2 separate regions of the Homo sapiens genome follow, and region 1 is linked to region 2. Evidence: chromatin loops called from intact Hi-C (ENCODE). Cell type or tissue: B cell. All regions are shown on one strand. Links, peaks and the distances in the headings refer to the core of each region. The heading gives the core; the rest is flanking DNA. Region 1 overlaps PRKCB (protein kinase C beta). Region 2 overlaps PRKCB (protein kinase C beta).

Region 1 (9,017 bases), core at 239-8,238, 130 kb before region 2:
GGCCTCCTGCCAGCAGCCAGCACCAACTCCAGTCCTGTGAGAGAATCACCTTGGAAACAGATCCTTCACTCGAGACAAGGCTTCAGATGACTAAAATTCCAGCTGGCAATCTGAGTGCAGCTTCCTTTGAGACCCAGAGCCAGATCAACTAGGTAAAGCATTCCCAAATTCCTGCCCCACAGAAACTGAGATAATAAATGCTTATTGTTTTAAGCCACTGAATTTTGAGGTACTCACCAATAGATAACATAGTGGCTATCAAAAACAAAAAGATGAATTATCAAGGTTTGAAAAACAGTAATCTAGGAAGGCATGTCCAGAAGTAAAAGAACTGGGGACAAAAAAAAATCTGTGTCCTAATCAGGGAAGTTTTTCAGCATGTCTTTCAAGGGATATTGTGAACTTCTTCAAGTCAGGGGCTATGCCCTTGTTGGCTGTGTAAGCCCTGTTTCTGATAGCACAACTAGCACATAGCAGGTGCCCAGAGAGGGAAAGGGCACAAGCTTTGGTGCCAAAGATACTTCATTTGGAAATCCAGCTCTGTCTCTTAATAGCTGGATGTATTTGGAGAAGTTATTCAACACCTGGGTTTCCTTGTGTGTCAAGAGGAGATAATAGTAGAACCTCAGTGATGTTGCTGGAATTAAATAAGTCAGATGTGTGTTTTGGCCCTTGGGCAACACCAATATGTGACTCGTTTCTCTCCTTCCATCAGAGGGTGTTTGCTAAATGAATGAATGAATCACTTTATCTCTTCTTAGAGACTTCTGCTTGGGTGAAATCTCTCCTTTACGCTACGTTCCTTTGGCTTGCAATGGCAGAGTCTGCGCTAACGAATTTGGGAACTGAAGTCCCTCTTATGTTCTCAGCCTAAAAAAGTCACTTCCTCTAACCCACCCAATCTAAATTAGGTCTGCCGTTATACTCTTTCATGAAAGCCTGTGGGCTTTTTTCTTTTCTTTTCTTTTTTTAATCTCTGACCACATCATAATTTGTTAATTATATTTTGAACTTGATGGTTATTTATTTCATCTATCTATTCAAGTAAAAACAAATTTACAGAGTCCTACTAGGTACCAGGTTATAGATGGGTGCTGAGGATAGAGCAGTGAACAAAACCAACAAAAATTCCTGGCCTTTGTCTTTCATTCTAGCAAGTAGACACAGAAAAGGCAATAAATGCTAAACATAATAAACAAATTATATAGAATATTAAAAGATAGCCGGGCACAGCGGCTCGTGCCTGTAATCCCAGCACTTTGGGAGACTGAGGCGGGCAGATCTCCTGAGGTCAGGAGCTCGAGACCAGCCTGGCTAACATAGTGAAACCCTGTCTCTACTAAAATATAAATACAAAAATTAGCTGGGCATGATGGTGTGCGCCTGTAGTCCCAGCTACTCGAGAGGCTGGTGCAGCAGAGTTGCTTGAACCTGGGAGGTGGAGGTTGCAGTGAGCCAAGATCACACCACTGCACTCCAGCCTGGGCAACAGAGTGAGACTCTGTCTCAAAAAATAAATAAATAAATAAAAATAAAAATAGAAGGCTAAAAGATTAAAAAGTGCCACGGGGGAAAAACAGAGCAAAGTATGGAGGATTGGGAGTACCAGCTGGATGAGATGGGAGAAAGGAGTTCCAGTTTCAATAAAGTATTCAGGATAATCTTATTTAGAAGGCGATCCTTCAGCAAAGACTTGAAGGAGATGACGAAAGCAGCTATGCAGGTATTGAGAGTGAGAGCTTACCAGGCGGAGAAACAGGCTGTGCGAAGGCCCTGAGGCTAGAGCACACCTCATGTGCTTGGAGAAGAAAGAAGAAGGGGGACAGGGTAGGAGATGAGCCCAGGGTGGTGCTGAGGGACGCATCATGTAAGGTCACGTAGGCTAACACAAAGGTTCGGGGTCTCACTCTGAAAGAAATGGACTAATGCGAAATGTGACTGAACGTTCCACAAATCCAGGAGCCATGTAAAATTTGTTTACCGCTGTGTACCAACAGCCCAGCACCATGCCTGACCAAAGCGAGCCATCAATATACATTAATTAAGTGAATAAATGGGTGATCCTCGAGGCAGCAGGAGTTACTGGGTCTCCAAAGCAGCATTCATACAGTCAGAAGGTTGGAATCAAAGCTCTGACTCCACGTTTTCTGACTACTGGGGAGGCTTGGCAAGACCATTTTACATCCCTGAGCCTTGATATCTTCATTTATAAAATGAGGATAACATATGCGATAATCTCTAACAGACTGACTGAGGGGCTGGAATGAAACATACACAGGGCTGCAAACTGTAAATGTGATGAAAATGAGATGTCCTGGCAATACTGCCTGAGTATTGAAGCCAGACAAGTGTTTTCCAAACTCAAGTTGTATCTCACTTTAATTGATGATTGAATCAATTTGGTGGGTCATGATCAACTTAAAAAAAAATAATAGAAAAAAGAGGTCAGGCATGGTGGCTGGCTCCTGTAATCCCAGAACTTTGGCAGGGCCGAGACAGGAAAATCACTTGAGGCTAGGAGTTTGAGAACAGCCTGGGGAACATAGCAAGACTCTGCCTCTACCAAAAAAAAAAAAAAAAAAAAAATAGCCAGGCATGGTGGTGAGCACCTGTAGTCCCAGCTACTCGGGAGGCTGAGGCAAGAGGATCGCTTGAGCCCAGGAGTTCAAGGCTATAGTGAGCCATGGTGGTGCCACTGCACTCCAGCCCAGGCAACAGAGTGAAACTGTCTCAAAAAAAAAAAAAAAAAAAAAAAAAAAAAGTAGAAGAAGAAAGAAAAATAATGAAATGATGAAATGGAAATTATCAGTGCATGCTGCACAGAACACCACTAAGTACTTTTTGTGGAATATATGTTTTGGTTATATTTATATGTTGCTATGGCTGAGTCACAACGTAAAAGGTGACTTGCTGTCAAAAGTTGCAAAGCTATTGTGAGGGGCTATAAAACCGGGAGAAGAGGTGGTGGGAAAGTGAAGCAAAGATTTCACCTTTTAAGTCAATACAGTATTTGAAGTCTTGTTGCACTACTTACTAACTGCAACACTGAGCAGTTATTTAATCTAATTTTGGGCTTTCTCTTCACCTGTAGATGGGACATTTTTCACTTGCCCACAGAATATTAAACAAGGACACATGTGTAGAGTGTCTAACATGATGCTGGCCATATAACAAGCATTTAATTCACCATTTAAAAAAATCTTCCATACAGCACATAGAACTTTATCTTATATGTAACAGTCATATGTGCATTTATCAAATGTGGGAGTGCCTAATAATTATAACAACAACAATAATGAAATTAAGCTTTCTTGGGTACTTACCACGTGATGAGCTGAATGCTTTACATATTTTGTCTCACTTGTCCCTCTACAAAACTCAATGTGACAAGTATAATCATTCTCTCCCTTCTAAAGAGGAGAAAGTTGAAGCTCAGAAAGGGTAAGTAACTTGCCAGTGGTCTCTCAGCTGATAAGCTGCTGCAAAGCCAGGGTCTGAACCTTAGGCATTGGGTTCCAGACTCTACACTCTCAACCCCTCATGATGCTGCCTCCAGTGGGTACATCTTGTGTGAAAGGTTCTGAGCTAGACATTGTATGGATGTGTGGATGTGTCCTCCCCTCAAAGAGCTTCCAGTCCAGGATGGGAGAGAAGGAACATGGAGATTTAGTGGTACATCAAGACAGAAGCTGGCAGGTTACAGGAGAGCACAAGTTAACCAATTTTTTTGTTTTTTTTTTTCTGTGGCAGGGTCTCACTCTGTCGCCCAGTCTGGAGTACAATGGCGTGATCTCTGCTCACTGCAGCCTCAACCTCCCAGGCTCAAGTAATCCTCCTGTCTCAGCCTCTCCAGTAGCTGGGACTACAGGTTCACACAACCACACTTGGCTAATTTTTGTATTTTTTGTAGAGACAGGGTTTTGCCATGTTGCCCACACTGACTAATTTTTAGAAAATGGTTTTTATTTCTCAGACCAATACTGCTTCACCCTCTCAACATGTCTAATGAGAAAAGGAGGTGAAATGATCACTTATATTCTCAGGGTCCAAGGCATAGGAGATTTGCCAAAAGGTCACATACAAGTTGGTGGCAAAATGCAGACAGTAAGCCAGAACTGCCGACACCCAGCCCCTGGTTCTTTGGCTTTTTTTTTTTTTTTAATAGAAAACAAGCCTAAAAATAGCATCTGTCTTTGCTGCACGTTGAAGAGAACCAAAACACTTGTTTTAAAAATTATTTTTAAAGCTAGCAGATGGCATTGGCCACAGAGAGAGAAGTAAGTGAGAGAGAGATTTCACTTGCTTGCTTTCTGCTTGGAAGAACTCGGCTTGCCCCCCAGACTCATTAGTCGGAATCCCCACATCAGGGGATCGCTCCACTGTAGGTAAGGTCGTGTTTTGTGGTATGTTTCTACCGCTAACCATATGCAGGGAAACCCTAAGATCTATCATCTTTGAACTGTACTGAGCATGTGGCTTCAACACACCAGTGCCTAAGCTATTAAATGTTACGGTTGGCATCTCACTGTCCTTTTATTTCTGAACAAACACTTAATGATGCCCACTCTATGCCAGGAGCAACTCTATTGCCAGAGATGTTTCTGTGGATAATCCACAGTGCCAGATGTTAAGGATTCCCAGGCGAGGGACAGGGGCCAGATAAATTTCCAAACGGCCGTGTTTCCCAAAATGGGTAGGAGATCATTTTAGGTAGTCCATGGATGTATGATGGTTTCACCTTTATGGCTTTGTATTTGTTTTAACGTATATTGTGGAAAATACAACTAAGCACTTACGTTCCTGATTTGATGGCTATTATTGCTGGAGAGGGGGAGTAAAATTCATGGAGTCATATAAAAGAAAAAAGGGGAAAGGTAGGGTAAGACCAGATTATGATGCACTGCCTAAGACCATCCACCCAAACGTGACTTGTCTCCCAACCAGCTTTAAGATCTTTACCAAGTTTCTCTGCCTCCTCTACTAAAATTGACTTATTTTTTAAAAATATTTTTATTAACTCCGTTAAAAAAACTTACACACAATTATTTTAAAATATTTTAACTTCATACCAAAGTCATAAATGGAAATTCATCCCCTCTATAGAAAACAAGTACATATCTGGACCGGGTGCAGTGGCTCCCACCTGTAAGCCCTTTGGGAGGTTAAGGTGGACAGATCACTTAAGGCCAAGAGCTTGAGACCAGCCTGGCCAACATGGAGAAACCCTATCTCTACTAAAAATACAAAAATTAGCCAGGTATGGTGACACACACCTCTAATGTCAGCTATTCGGAAGGCTGAGGCACAAGAATGGCTTGATCCCAGGATGTGGAGGTTGCAGTGAACCCAGATCATGCCACTGCACTCCAGCCTGGGGAAGAGTGAGACCCTGTGTCAAAAAAAAAAAAAAAAAAAAAAAGAAAGAAAGAAAAGAAAAAAATCTTTACTAAGTTTGTCTGCCTTTTCTACTAAAATTGACTTATTTTAAAAGTATTTTTATTAACTCACTTAAAAAAAACTTAAACACAATTATTTTAAAAATTTTAAATTTCATACTAAAGTCATAAATGGAAATTCATCCTCTCTGTAGAAAAGAAGTGCATATCTGGAGTCCATCATCTTTATGCAATATCCAGTCTGGCTCTGGTACATCAATCCTTTAAATGACTTATTTTAAAAATAAATGCAATGTGTTCATGTACCACCAGGTTCATCTCCCACTCCACAGTAAGCAACATCAAAATCTGGAAAATATTGTCAGAGGCAATCCAGAGCCAATCTGGAGCAGAGAAGTGAGTTTTAGAACTTTCATCGAGCGCTTATTTTTGCAAGTCATGGCATTAGGCAGGCATTAAAAGGATGAAAACGATGAATAAGGTTCAGGCTTGCCCTCAGGGAATTCAGAATCTTGGTTAAAACAAGTATACAACTAATTCAAACCCTAATCTAAAATAGAATGTGGCTGGGCACAGGGGCTCATGCCTGCAATCCCAGCACTTTGAGAGGCTGAGGTGGAAGGATTGCTTTTGAGCCCAGAAGTTCCAGGTCAGCCTGGGCAACATGGCAAGACCCTGGCTCTACAAAAAATAAAAAAATTAGCCAGGCATGGTGGCGCACACCTGTAGTCTCAGCTACTCAGGAGGCTCAGGTGAGAGGACGGCTTGTGCCCAGGAGGTCAAGGCTGCAATGAGCAGTGATTGCACCATTGCACTCCAGCCTGGGTGACAGAGTGAGACCCTGTTTCAAATAAAAGTAAATAAATAAATAAAATAGAATGCGATAAAAGAAAGTGCATGAGAGGCATAAAGAGTGAACTATGGGGGCTTCGGCTAACTAAATGGACCTCACGTACTGCCTCTAATTCTTACATATTATTCCCCTCCATAGCACCCTTAAATTTGCCTTTGTTCCCCATTCCTCCTACGAAATTATTGCAAAATCTTCCTTATCACCACACTCAGTGTTTTTTGATTAGGGCTTATTTGTTGGACTCTAATATATGAAAATCAAAAAAAGTATTTCTTGCGTATCGACTTGAAGTCCAGATTGGCTCTCTCCTACTTACTCAATTTTCCAAGAAGAACTTGTCACAGCTCAGAATTTCAACTCTCATCTCGCTGGGCTGATGAGTCTTGACTTATATTTCTATCCTCTCCCTCTCTCCTGAGCTCCAGTCAGCTCCAGCTGGCTACAGGACGTTTCTACGTGGGTGTTCCACCGTCAACTCCAATTAAAAGCTCGGAAAGGCAAACTCACCATCTTTCTCTTCAAACTGGCTAGTCTGCTTGACTTTAAAGGGCTTCTTCAAAATTGTCATTGTTATTGTGATTCTTCATTACACTATTACCGCTGCCCTCTAAGCTTCAAGTGCCTTCAGGTAATTTAAAATTCCCTTTCTCCTTAATCTCTCATAATCAGTAAATAAATAAAACTAAATGTCTGTCTGTCACTACATTATGCAAAATGGTTGGCTAGAATTTCCCAAATTTGGAACATGAGTATGAGGATAGTCTGATTTAAAATGATGACTAGGTGGGAGGTGCAGAATTCACCTGGAGGTCTCCAGAGGAAGCAAGGGAATTCAAAGAGACAATCTTCCCCTAAGACAGCTGAAAGTGGAGTGTAACATGATGCCTGTGTGACTGCCAGGGGGACACTTGCCACTTTTAATCAGATACCATGAACAGAGAAAACCGACCACGTGGGCAGCTCTATGTACCATGCTCCAAGGGAAGTTGCTGCAAGAATTTGTCTATTTAATGATCTTTAATGATTTTCCAAGCTGGTCTGTGGATTCATCCCGTCTGGAAGCTGATCCCTTTATTGCTCAGAACCATCTGTTTCTCTCCAGAGAGGCTGTGTAGTGCTGTGGTTAAGAGCCCTGGTTCTGGTATCAGCTAGTCCTGGGTTCTAGTCACAGTTATACTGGATACTTGCTCTGAGACTTTGGGTCAGTTACTTAGAGTCTCTACCTTCCCAAAAGGGGGTAATGACAGCTTGTTCTTCATAGGGGTGTTGCCAAGATACATCAGATGACGCATGTCAAGTCCATGCAAACTCAAAAAGCCTTACCCAAGTAAGTGTGCACTCAATGACATGTGTTCACACACAACTTTCCCTTCCTCTGTATTTTATAGCCTTGCAATCACTGTTAGAATCAAGCAATTGATGCTCCTCTAGCTTTTTTGTTTGTTTGTTTTCAGCTTTCTAAGCCTTGTCCCTCCACATAGAGGCCAAAGTTTTCAAAGGCTAGAACTACCTCTATTCTTCCTCGGAATTCCACAGATCTTTGATTATTGAATGAATATGCAAAGGCCACCATCAAGAAAACAGAGAGCATAAGGCTGTGTCTATTCCCACCTGCCCCAGCTCTATTTGCCTGGGTTGCATTTCTGATTCATTTCCTGTACTCAAGATCCTTGGATGGCTTTAGTTGGCTAAAGCACTAACACCTGCCAAGCTCTCACCAGTTTCCTCCCCTGGGAGGCAATGATGCCATGTTTGTACCACTAGCCTATAACTATGTCCTGCTTGAATCCAGTTAGTCTCCTTGGACTCAAGATGGTGCCTCTCACCTGGCATGAGCACCAATTATTCCCTCCCTGTAGATACAACCCCTTTTAAAAGGTTCCTAGTGAGTTAGTAGCAACCAATTGCCAGCTGATTGGGCCAGGAATAAACACCTGACCCAAGCTGAACCAACCAGATTCTCTTTCCCAGGACTATGATCTGAAATGCAGGGAATTTGCCAGATAGGCAAACTGCAAGGAGCTAACGAAGTCATGTTTACCAGGAGCAGTGAGAAACAAAGAAAGCAAGGACAAAGAAACCTAGAAATCTATTCTAGACTGCTTTAGGATTACAGATTCTAGCTCCTCATGAGGCCCAGGTACACCTTTGTCTTTGGGTGGTTTCTTTCCAATAAAATCCTCTTTTTTTGGTTACCTGCATAGATTGCATAGTGGTCAAGTCAGGGCTTTTAGGGCACCCATCACCTGAATAAGGTACATTGCACGCATTAACTAATTTCTCATCAACAATCCTCTCCAGGCTGGGCGCGGTGGCTCATGCCTGTAATTCCAACACTTTGGGAGGCTGAGGTATGGGGACTACTTGAGCCTAGGAGTTTGAGAGCAGCCTGAGCAACATAGGTCTCAACCCCATCTCTACAAAAAAATTTTAAAAAATTAGTCAGGCTTGGTGGTGCATGCCTGTGGTCCCAGCTACTCCGGAAGTCGAGGCAGGGGGATCGCTTGAGCCCAGGAGGTCCAGGCTGCAGTAAGCCATGATTATACCACTGCACTCCAGCCTGGGTGACAAAGGGAGATCCTGTCTCAAAAAAAAAAAAAAAAAAAAAAAAGTCTTCTCTGTTTTTTTGGAGCTATTGGAGCCAGTTTGGTGGGGGGCAGGGGAAGGGGTGTTCTGTTTCTTACAACTTGATCACTGCTGACTGAGACAACAGCCAGAGCCACCTGCAGCAATGCCCTTAAGTCCAACCATATCCTTGGGTACTGCTG
Region 2 (9,474 bases), core at 655-8,654:
ATGACTGGTAAGATGCCATGGCCAACGCGGGGCTGGAGGTTCACATCACCCCTGGCACATCCACCTGTGGTGGTCTGCGCAGGAGCCAAGCGCAGGTAAGGCCTGCCATCTAGTGGAAAAGACACATTCTTCCCGTCTCACTGCGATCCTCTGCAGCAGGGCTGCTCGAATGTTACAGTGCATCCCCAGGGGATGTTGTTAAATTGCAGATTCTGATTCAGCAGGCCTGGAGGGGAAGCTGAGATCCCGAATTGCTAACGAGCTCCCAGGTAATGCCGATGGGATGCAGCTGGTCCCCAGACCACACCCAGAGCAGCCAGGGCCCACAGTGATTTCTGGAAAAAAAAATTAGCTTCAACTGAAACTGAGGGTTGGGAAGCCACAGCCCATGGGAAACAGGATTGAAGTTTAAGTCAAAGAACTCAGACTTGGAGGTGGGGTGGGCCTGGGAGGGCAGGGGGCAGTTTAGCGTAGACCTGCCAGGCGAGAGGCACAGAGAAGAGGAGGTGGTTCCCAGAACATATGCGACTCAGCAAGGATGATGCCAGCGACCTTGCTGAAAGAAGGCAAAAAACATCAAACACCATGAAACTCGGAGAACAGGCCCAGCTCACAAGGCAGATGCTACACAAGATGGAAGCTAGTGACAATAAAAACTCAAAAATACCCAGACAGGGCCTGGGCCCAGCTCTGCTCAAGCTGAGAACCACCCAACAACCCTCCTCAAGCAACCAACACCCCATCATTTGGGGCATTATCCATTCATTTTTTTTTTCTGCTATTGTTGTTGAGACAATTTATTTCTGTTCATTTTTCCTATTTGGAGATTTTTCTGTTTTTATTTTTCAAAAATTGCGGAAATGATATGTATTGCAATCAACCTGTGAAACGTAATGAAAACTACAGAGACACAACACAATCCCCCTCACCGCCACAGCCTCTTCACTCCCAATCCTGCTGCGATCCCAGTGTTTACAACCTGGTTGGTATCCTTCCACACCTTTCTTCACACACAGGTTATAAAATATACAGACAAAACTTCACACATAGGAGGTGTCTGTTGCTGTTGCTTATTTCTTCAAAATGAGATCATACTAAATATATTTTTACGCAACCTAACCCTTTCACTTAACCATAGATGTTCCTCTAGTTCAAGGACTGCCAAATGTTTTCAGTAAAGGCCAGAGAACAAATATTTTACATTTTGCAGATTGTACAAGCTTTGTCACAACTACGCAGTGAACTCTGCCATTGTATCACAAGAGCAGCCATAGATAATATATAAATGAATGGATGTGGCTGTGTTCCAATAAAACTTTATTTATAAAAACAGGCAGCAGGCCAGTTTGGCAACCTCTGCTTTACACCAATATCTGTAGCTCTAACCCATTGGTGTTTTGTTTTTAGTTATTTAGAATTTTTATCACAAACTTTTAAATAATAAAAGTATAGGAAGTATAATATACCTATAGAAAAGTGTATAAATCATAATCTTACAGCTTGAATTCTCACAAAGGAAATTCACCTGTGTAACCAGTTCCCATGTCAAAAATTATACTCATTTTCTCATTTTAATTCAGTCTTTTCTTTTCTTTTTTTTGAGACAGAGTCTTACTCTATCACCCAGGCTGTAGTGCATGAATGACCTGATCTCTGTTCACTGCAAACTCCACCTGCAGGGTTCAAGTGATTCTCGTGTCTCACCCTCCAGAGCAGGTGGGATTACAGGCATGCACCACCATACCCAGCTAATTTTTTGGATTTTTTTTAGTAGAGACGGGGTTTCACCATGTTGGCCAGACTGGTTTGGAACTCCTGGCCTCAAGTGATCCACCCTCCTCAGCCTCCCAAAGTGCTGGGATTACAGGTGTGAGCCACCGCGCCTGGCCTAATTCAATGCTTTCAACAACTACCTAGTATCACATAAAATGGGTACCCCTTCATTAGGCTGATGTTTTCTTTGCATCTCAAAGAAAACATCAATAAACATGCTTGTTCTAGATTTTATTTCTTTGCACGCTGGTGTTTCATTTTAAGAGAATAGATTCCCTAAAGGAAAACGTGAGAGTCAAAATGTTCATATGTATACATATTTTAATAGACATTGCTGGACCACTGTCCCCAAAGGCAGTCACAAGTCACAGCCCTGCAGGTCCCAGCAGTGCCCACTTCAATGCAATTCCCTAGACATTTGGGAGCAATGACCGCGCCCAGCACATCCTGAAGGCCTCAGACGCTGGCCTGGCCTTGATAATTCTCATGAGACTTAAATGACCAGGGAAGAAGAGAAGGAACACTGAATAGCAAGACGTCAGCTTCCCTACATCTCCTTAGGTCCAGTATCCCAAAACTTCAGTGCCTGAGACACTCACCTCAACCTAACAAGCTGATAGGCTTTGAAGGAAGGATGGGCAAGAGACCCTTCCCCTGGCCTCATGGGGTGTGCAGACAACTATCAGTAATACACTGAGAAAGATGATAGATGTTCCATAGACAGATATGATTTAACTGAACTTCTTCATTACAACAATACTAAAAAAAAAGCAAAATAAAGCAGGTGTATTGAGTTTTTAAAGGCATTTTGCTCTTCAATGAATACATAACAAAAAATTGTAAACAAGAATTTCCAATTTTCAAAGTTTCTACTTTACTGCATTATAACTCCTCAAAAAACAAACAAAAAAAATTGAACAACTATTAAGTTTCATGTCATCTAAGGGATTTTAGGTATAATAGACATCCCAATAGCCAGAGCTCATGAGTATGAGTGCAGTGTGTGGGGACATAAAGGCATTTCTCTGGTTCATACCTTCCCTTGGATCCTCAACAGCAGCTGTGACATCAAAAAAGAGAATTAATTTGATAAGGGTTAGAATGACAGTCATATGCATTTGTCAAAACTCAGCCATTGTACACTTAAGACATCACCGGGCACAGTGGCTCACATCTATAATCCCAGCGCTTTGGGAGGCCAAAGTGGGAGGATTGCTTGAACCATGGAGTTCAAGACCAGCCTAGGCAACATGGCAAAACCCCATCTCTACAAAACTACAAAAATTAGCTGAGTGTGGTGGCTCATGCCTGTAGTCCCAGCTACTTTGTAGGCTGAGGTGGGAGAATCAATTGAGCCTGGGAGGTCGAGGCTGCAGTAAGCCGTGATTACGCCACTACACTCCAGCTTGGGTGACAAAGTGAGACTGTCTCAAAAAAAAAAAAAATTTTGTATGTATCATTGTATGTACATTTCACCTCAAAAGTTAAAAAAAAAAAAGAAACCCTACAAGTAAATTTTGAATTCTATTGATGTTGGGCATGCTGAAGTGTTTGGGGGAAATCGAATTGGTGTCTGCAGTTTACTTTGAAATGTGTCAAAAATAAGACAGATTGATGGATGGAGAGCGAGATAGTTGGAAATGTGATTAAGCAAGTGTGGAAACGTTAACGACAGAATATAGGTGGTGGATAAATGAGTGTTTGCTGTAAAATTCTTTCAACTTAGTTCAAAATAAAGACTTGGGAAAAAATTACAAACCAATAATGTAAAAGGGAAGGGAGATCTACCAGAACTGGGCCCTATCTGTGTGTGACCTGAAGAAGTAACCTTTCTCTGGACCTCAGTGAGCGTAGCTGGTCTCTGCTGCACCTTCCATTATGAGCAATGACAGTACTGTGGTTTCACAAATTGGGGCATCTCCTGAGAGAGCCTCCGAGGAGGAATGGCTTTGAAGGCAGAGACTGCCCCCTAGTGGGCCCTCGCGGCCTAGTTTATAATAATTTTCTGTCTGCAATTGACGCATGGCTGGGCAATATTACACAAACCCCCATGACACAAGTTTACCTATATAACAAACCTGCACACGTACCCCCCCACCAAAGTTCAAATAAAAGTTAAACAAAAATAAATATTAAGCTATCTGGATTTTTTTTTCTTGTTTACATTGCCCTTTTTCTTCCCAATTCTTTTTTTTTTTTTTTTCCAAGATGGAGTCTCACTCTGTTACCCAGGCTGGAGTGCTGTGATGCAATCTCAGCTCACTGCAACCTCTGCCTCCTGGGTCCAAGCGATTCTCCTGTCTCAGCCTCCTGAGTAGCTGGGATTACAGGCATCCACCACCACACCTGGCTAATTTTTGTATTTTTAGTAGAGACAGGGTTTTGTCACGTTGGTCTTGAACTCCTGACTGTAGGTGATACAGCCGCCTCAGCCTCCCAAAATGCTGGGATTACCGACGTGAGCCACCACACTCAGCCTCTTTGGTACTCTTTTTCTTTTGATGTGTGGATGTCAGATCTTAAGAAGGATTTAAATATCACAATATTGGGAGTACCTAAGGCTGTCAGGGAGATGTTTCAGTCTAAAAAGTTTCTGTATAACACAATATAATGGTAAGAATATAGAATGGGAGTTCCAAAGAGAAACATTTAAAAAAAAAAAGGTTCTTTCTGCTTTCTTTAAGAACACTCCCAACTTTTGGGAGATAGATATGAGGATGGACATGGCTAAGCATTTGGAGGTGGCTGTAATGTAGATGGGAGTATAAATAATAGATGTCAGTTGTTATGTTGATAGGTAGATACTGAATTGAAAAAGCATTGAATAAGATATTGTTAGCTGGGTGCGGTGGCTCACGCCTGTAATCCCAGCCCTTTGGGAGGCTGAGGTGGGCAAATCATGAGGTCAGGAGATCGAGACCATCCTGGCTAACACAGTGAAACTCCATCTCTACCAAAAATACAAAAAAAAATTAGCCGGCCATGGTGGCATGCGCCTGTAGTCGCAGCTACTCGGGAGGCTGAGGCAGGAGAATGGCTTGAACCTGGGAGGGGGAGGTTGCAGTGAGCTGAGATTGCACCACTGCACTCCAGCCTGGGTGACAGCAAGACTCTGTCACACACACACAAAAAAAATTATTGTTGCATGTATGAACACGCAGGCTTCACAAACCTTGGGAGCATTTTACAACTCTGATCTGGACATTGTATTGCCTGATCTCATGACACCTATGGGCATCATGATGTCAATACGGTTTCCTGGGATACTACAAATCCCACTGCTCCATGTCTTTTCTACATTGTCCAGGGAACAAGGGTGGTCATGACTCCAACAAGCGGGTCTCAGTCCCAGTAACATTTGCTGTTGACGTTGGACCTGGTACTTAAGATTTTCTGCATGTTCTACCTCCCATGAGAATAATGGTATAAATTGGACAATCCGTTGACCTTCATTTCCTGACTTTAGGAGGCACTGATCTGGGGACCATCAGTGAAAGCCTTATATCTATCTATCAGGATCCTCCAGGGGTTTCTCATTCATACATACAGCCATTGAGCCCATAAATATTTAGTGATGCCCACCTTGCTAGGTGCTGGGAGTAGAGTGGCAAGACACAGTCCCGCCCTCATGGAGCTAATGCCTTGTGATGAGATGCAGACATTAATCAAATCCAACATAAAATCACCCCTTTCACAAGGCCAAGCTCAGGTTACCATGAGTGTCTACGAAAGGGGGAAGTTGGAGGAAGCTTATTAGATGGTAAAAATGAACCGAGATCGAGAGGAAGAGTTAATTGCTAGAAAAAGAGAAGATGGCAATGGCAAACATTCTAAACAGAACGCACAGATGTCTTATGGTGTGTGGCAGTCTGCAGAGGACCAAGGATTAAAAGAAAGGGGGAGGAGACAGTGAATAAAGAATGAGATCGCCATGTTAGATTTAGTCTGTTATAAAGACAATGGGAAACCATTGATGGGTTTTTAAAAGGAGGAGAACTGATCAGATTTATTCTCATCTTGACCTGCCAAAACACTAAGAACAGATATATGAGCTCAATTTCAGTAGCCAGGCAAGTTAGAAAACCTTTGACCTCTAGAGATGCTGAGATTTCCAAAGAACATATGACACTCAGGGCAAACGGCAGTGTCCTGGGCTGATGGTCAGTGGAAAATCCTAATACTGACCATGCTTCTTGGGTCTGGATGAGGTGGGGCCATTCCACAAACACCACAAGGCCACTTCTGGCCTGGCACTGCTGGGAAGGACCCCGCACAACCTTTAGTGCTCGCTCCTCTCTGATCTGTCTTGCCAAGACCAAGGAGGAGGGGGCTGGAGTCCCAGCAATGAAACCAGGAAGACAGTCAGGAGACCAAGGGAAACTTGAGTGTGCCAGATGCTGTTGGACCCTGCCCAGCTCCCCTCCATGCTGGCCAATGCACCCATCCCCTGGGTGCTGTGTATGATGGCTGTTAATGGCTCACAGTTACCCCTATGTCCAGATAACTGTCCTCAACTGCACAGAAGCCTCCTCACCTGGGAAGTTACTCTACCTTCCCACCTCCATCCCCAGCAGCCTACAGCAGTAACTGACTATATCAGCCAGCTCAGGCTGTCATAACAGAATACCATGGACTGGGTGGCTTAAACAACAGACATTTAGGCCGGCACAGTGGCTCACGCCTGTAATCCCAACACTTTGGGAGGCCAAGGCGGGCGGATCACTTGAGGTCAGGAGATTGAGACCATCCTGGCTAACATGGTGAAACTCCGTCTCTACTAAAAATAAAAAAAATCAGCTGGGCATGGTGGCACGTGCCTGTAATCCTAGCCACTCGGGAGGCTGAGACCGGAGAATCGCTTGAACATGAGAGGCAGAGGTTGCAGTGAGCAGAGATCATGCCACTGCACTCCAGCCTGGGTGACAGAGCAAGACTCCATCTAAAACAAAATAAAAAGAAAAAAAGAAAAAAAGACATTTATTTCTTCACAGTTCTGGGGGCTGGGAAGTCCAAGATCGAGGTACCAGCAGCTTCAATTCCTGGTAAGGACTCACTTCCTGGCTTGCAGACGGCCACCTTCTTGCTGTATCCTTCCTTTGGTGGAGACAGAATGATCTCTCTTTCTTCTTCCTCTTAGAAATCCACAAATCCCATTATGAGGGCCCCACCCTCACAACCTCATCTAACCCTAATTACCACCCAAAGGTCCCATAGCTCCAAATACCACCACACTGGGGGTGAGGCTTTAAGATACAAATCTGGGGGAGACACAAGTCATCCCACAGCACTGACTGACCTGGAACACGACAGAACAGCCCCCTTGCCTCAAGATGGGACTGACTGTGCTACAGTGTTTGGTACAAAATTCCACCAGATACCAGGCTGAAGAAGACTTCCACGGAGACCACACTCTCGCCAAGCTTTTTCCCTGCCTGAGGAAGGAAGCATGGTTCCTTCACTTCTCTTTTCCCATGAGCAGCCCAATAAATCACTGGAACAAAATCCCCATCTTGGCTCTATTTTTAGAGAACTCGGCCACAGCATCAGGGCTCTCTTCTATCATCCATCAATCAACAAGCCCATGCTGAGTACAGGCTGTGCCCAGCATGGTGTATGGGCAATTGCAGGGCATTGTGACATGGGGCCAGAGGCCCAGGTGCTCACCCCTGCTCAGCATGTGACATTGGTCAGGGTGTTCAGCCTTGCTGAGACTTCGTTTTCCCTTCCATGATGGCAACAACGTGCCCTTTCCCGAATGGTGTGATATCAAAGTATTTGGAAAAGCACAAAGTGCTATTAAACTTCTTTATACATTTGCCTGCTCTGAACATCCCAAAGAAATGAAATCCTACAATATGCCAGGGTCTCACTATGTTGGCCAGGCTGGTCTTGAACGCCTAGTCTCAAGCAATCCTCCTGTCTTAGCCTCCCAAAGTGCTGGGATTACAGGTGTGAGCCACCACACCTGGCCTTTTTTGTTTGTTTGTTTTTCTTGTTTTTGTTTTATGAGACGGAGTCTTGCTCTGTCACCCAGGCTGGAGTGCAGTGGTGCAATCTCAGCTCACTGCAACCTCCACCTCCCAGGCTCAAGTGATCCTCCTGCCTCAGCCTCCCAAGTAGCTGGGATTACAGTCGTGCACCACCACACTTGGCTAATTTTTTGTATTTTTAGTAGAGATGATGTTTCGACATGTTGCCCAGGCTGACTCCTGAGTTCAAGTGATCCACCCACCTCGGTCTTCCAAAGCGCTGGGATTATAGGCATGAGCCACTGTGCCTGGCCTATTGTTTTTTTCTTTTTCTTTTCGTTTCTTTTTTTTTTTTTTTAAACGTCTTGTCTTAAGCCACCCAGTTTGTGGTATTTTGTTATGGCAGCCACAGCAAATGGATACACCTCCTATCAGTGTGTCCTGAGAAGCGGGGGCTTGTGATCCAGGTTCTCAAAGTTCACAGCATATCTATGATTAAGGGGGAAGACTTTGACCTTGAACTTGAAGAAATATTGTACTGTACCACATCAGAACAAAGACTCCCTAAGGAATGCCCATAGGAGGTGCCCTAGCCAAACCACAAAAGGAATAAATACGGTGGAGGGCATAGAGAAACGAAACGAAACTAAACTAAACAAAAAAGTAACCTACTATATAGTACTTTTGAGTCAAACAGACCTAGGTGAGGAAATGTGTTTTCTGATGGGTAGAATGATAACTTAACTCATTTGAGTTGTTGAAACAATGTAAATCAGATACTGCCTGTAAGTGCTTTTCACAATGATTAACACATTTTAAAAACTAAACACATCTTAGCTATTGTTTTATTATTATTGCAAATGGTGTGAGCTCTTGGAATATAACTTCTCTGAGCCGTGGCTTCTTTGTTCATAAAACAAGAATAATAGAAGGTTGGGCGCAGTGGCTCACACCTGTAATCCCAGCACTTTGGGAGGCCGAGATGGGCGGATCACTTGAGGTCAGGAGTTCTAGACCAGCCTGGCCAACGTGGTGAAACCCTGTCTCTACTAAAAATACAAATATTAGCCAGGCGTGGTGGTGGGCGCCTGTAATCCCAGCTACTCAGGAGGCTGAGGCAGGAGAATCGCTTGAACCCGGGAGGTGGAGGTTCCAGTGAGCTAAGATGGCGCCACCACACTCCAGCCTGGGCAACAGATGGAGTCTCCCTCTCAAACAAGAATAATAGAGATTTCACAATGTTGTGAAGGTGGAAAGAGATAACACGTAAGGTTTAGAGCACTGCACATCCCATGCGGCCCATAAATGTTGGCTGCCCGCAGTCATGCTTTGGAACGAGTGTATTTCCCACAGAATGACACCAGAGGGAAGCAGAGTCTCATATTTGTCTCACCAGCATCGGGAACCTCAATCAGTGGGGAAAACTGGCTTCCCTTGAACCTGAAACTGCGGGATTTCCCCTGGGGCCCCCAAGCATCACACTGGGAGGCAGGCGACCACTTGGAGGAAAACATAATGCAATGGATTGCACATTTTCTAAAATCTCACTGGGCTTCACGAAATCTCAAGTTTAAAAGAATTATATTGTACAGGGATAAGTATTTTTCAGCTTTTACACAATCTACGTAAAGCCCCTCCGCAACCCAGGGCTCAATGCATCAGAGCTACTGAACCAGTCTGAGGCCTCAGAAACACTAATTTTTGCAAAATTAATCTCTTCCATGATCAATTT

Evidence for each region. Peaks named below come from ENCODE experiments on the same cell type or tissue, not always from the same donor. Only the 100,000 strongest peaks of a DNase experiment are listed, where the experiment ranks them.
Region 1: a loop joins it to region 2, with 4 times the contacts of the local background. A loop is called at or near these places in 2 of 110 quality-filtered maps.

The regions. Positions count from the first base shown.
Region 1 is chr16:24,162,286-24,171,302 of GRCh38, reverse strand. The region is part of intron 10 of PRKCB (protein kinase C beta); the gene reads right to left. Among named protein-coding and RNA genes, the nearest start is that of MIR1273H, 36 kb to the left of the region's middle. In B cell, for the core only: no CTCF peak of the experiment used is centred there; no DNase peak of the experiment used is centred there; H3K27ac peaks cover 593 bases.
Region 2 is chr16:24,036,488-24,045,961 of GRCh38, reverse strand. The region is part of intron 5 of PRKCB (protein kinase C beta); the gene reads right to left. Among named protein-coding and RNA genes, the nearest start is that of MIR1273H, 160 kb to the left of the region's middle. In B cell, for the core only: CTCF peaks have their summits at 3,559 and 3,758 (motif pointing left); a DNase peak (open chromatin) is centred at 3,731; H3K27ac peaks cover 1,406 bases.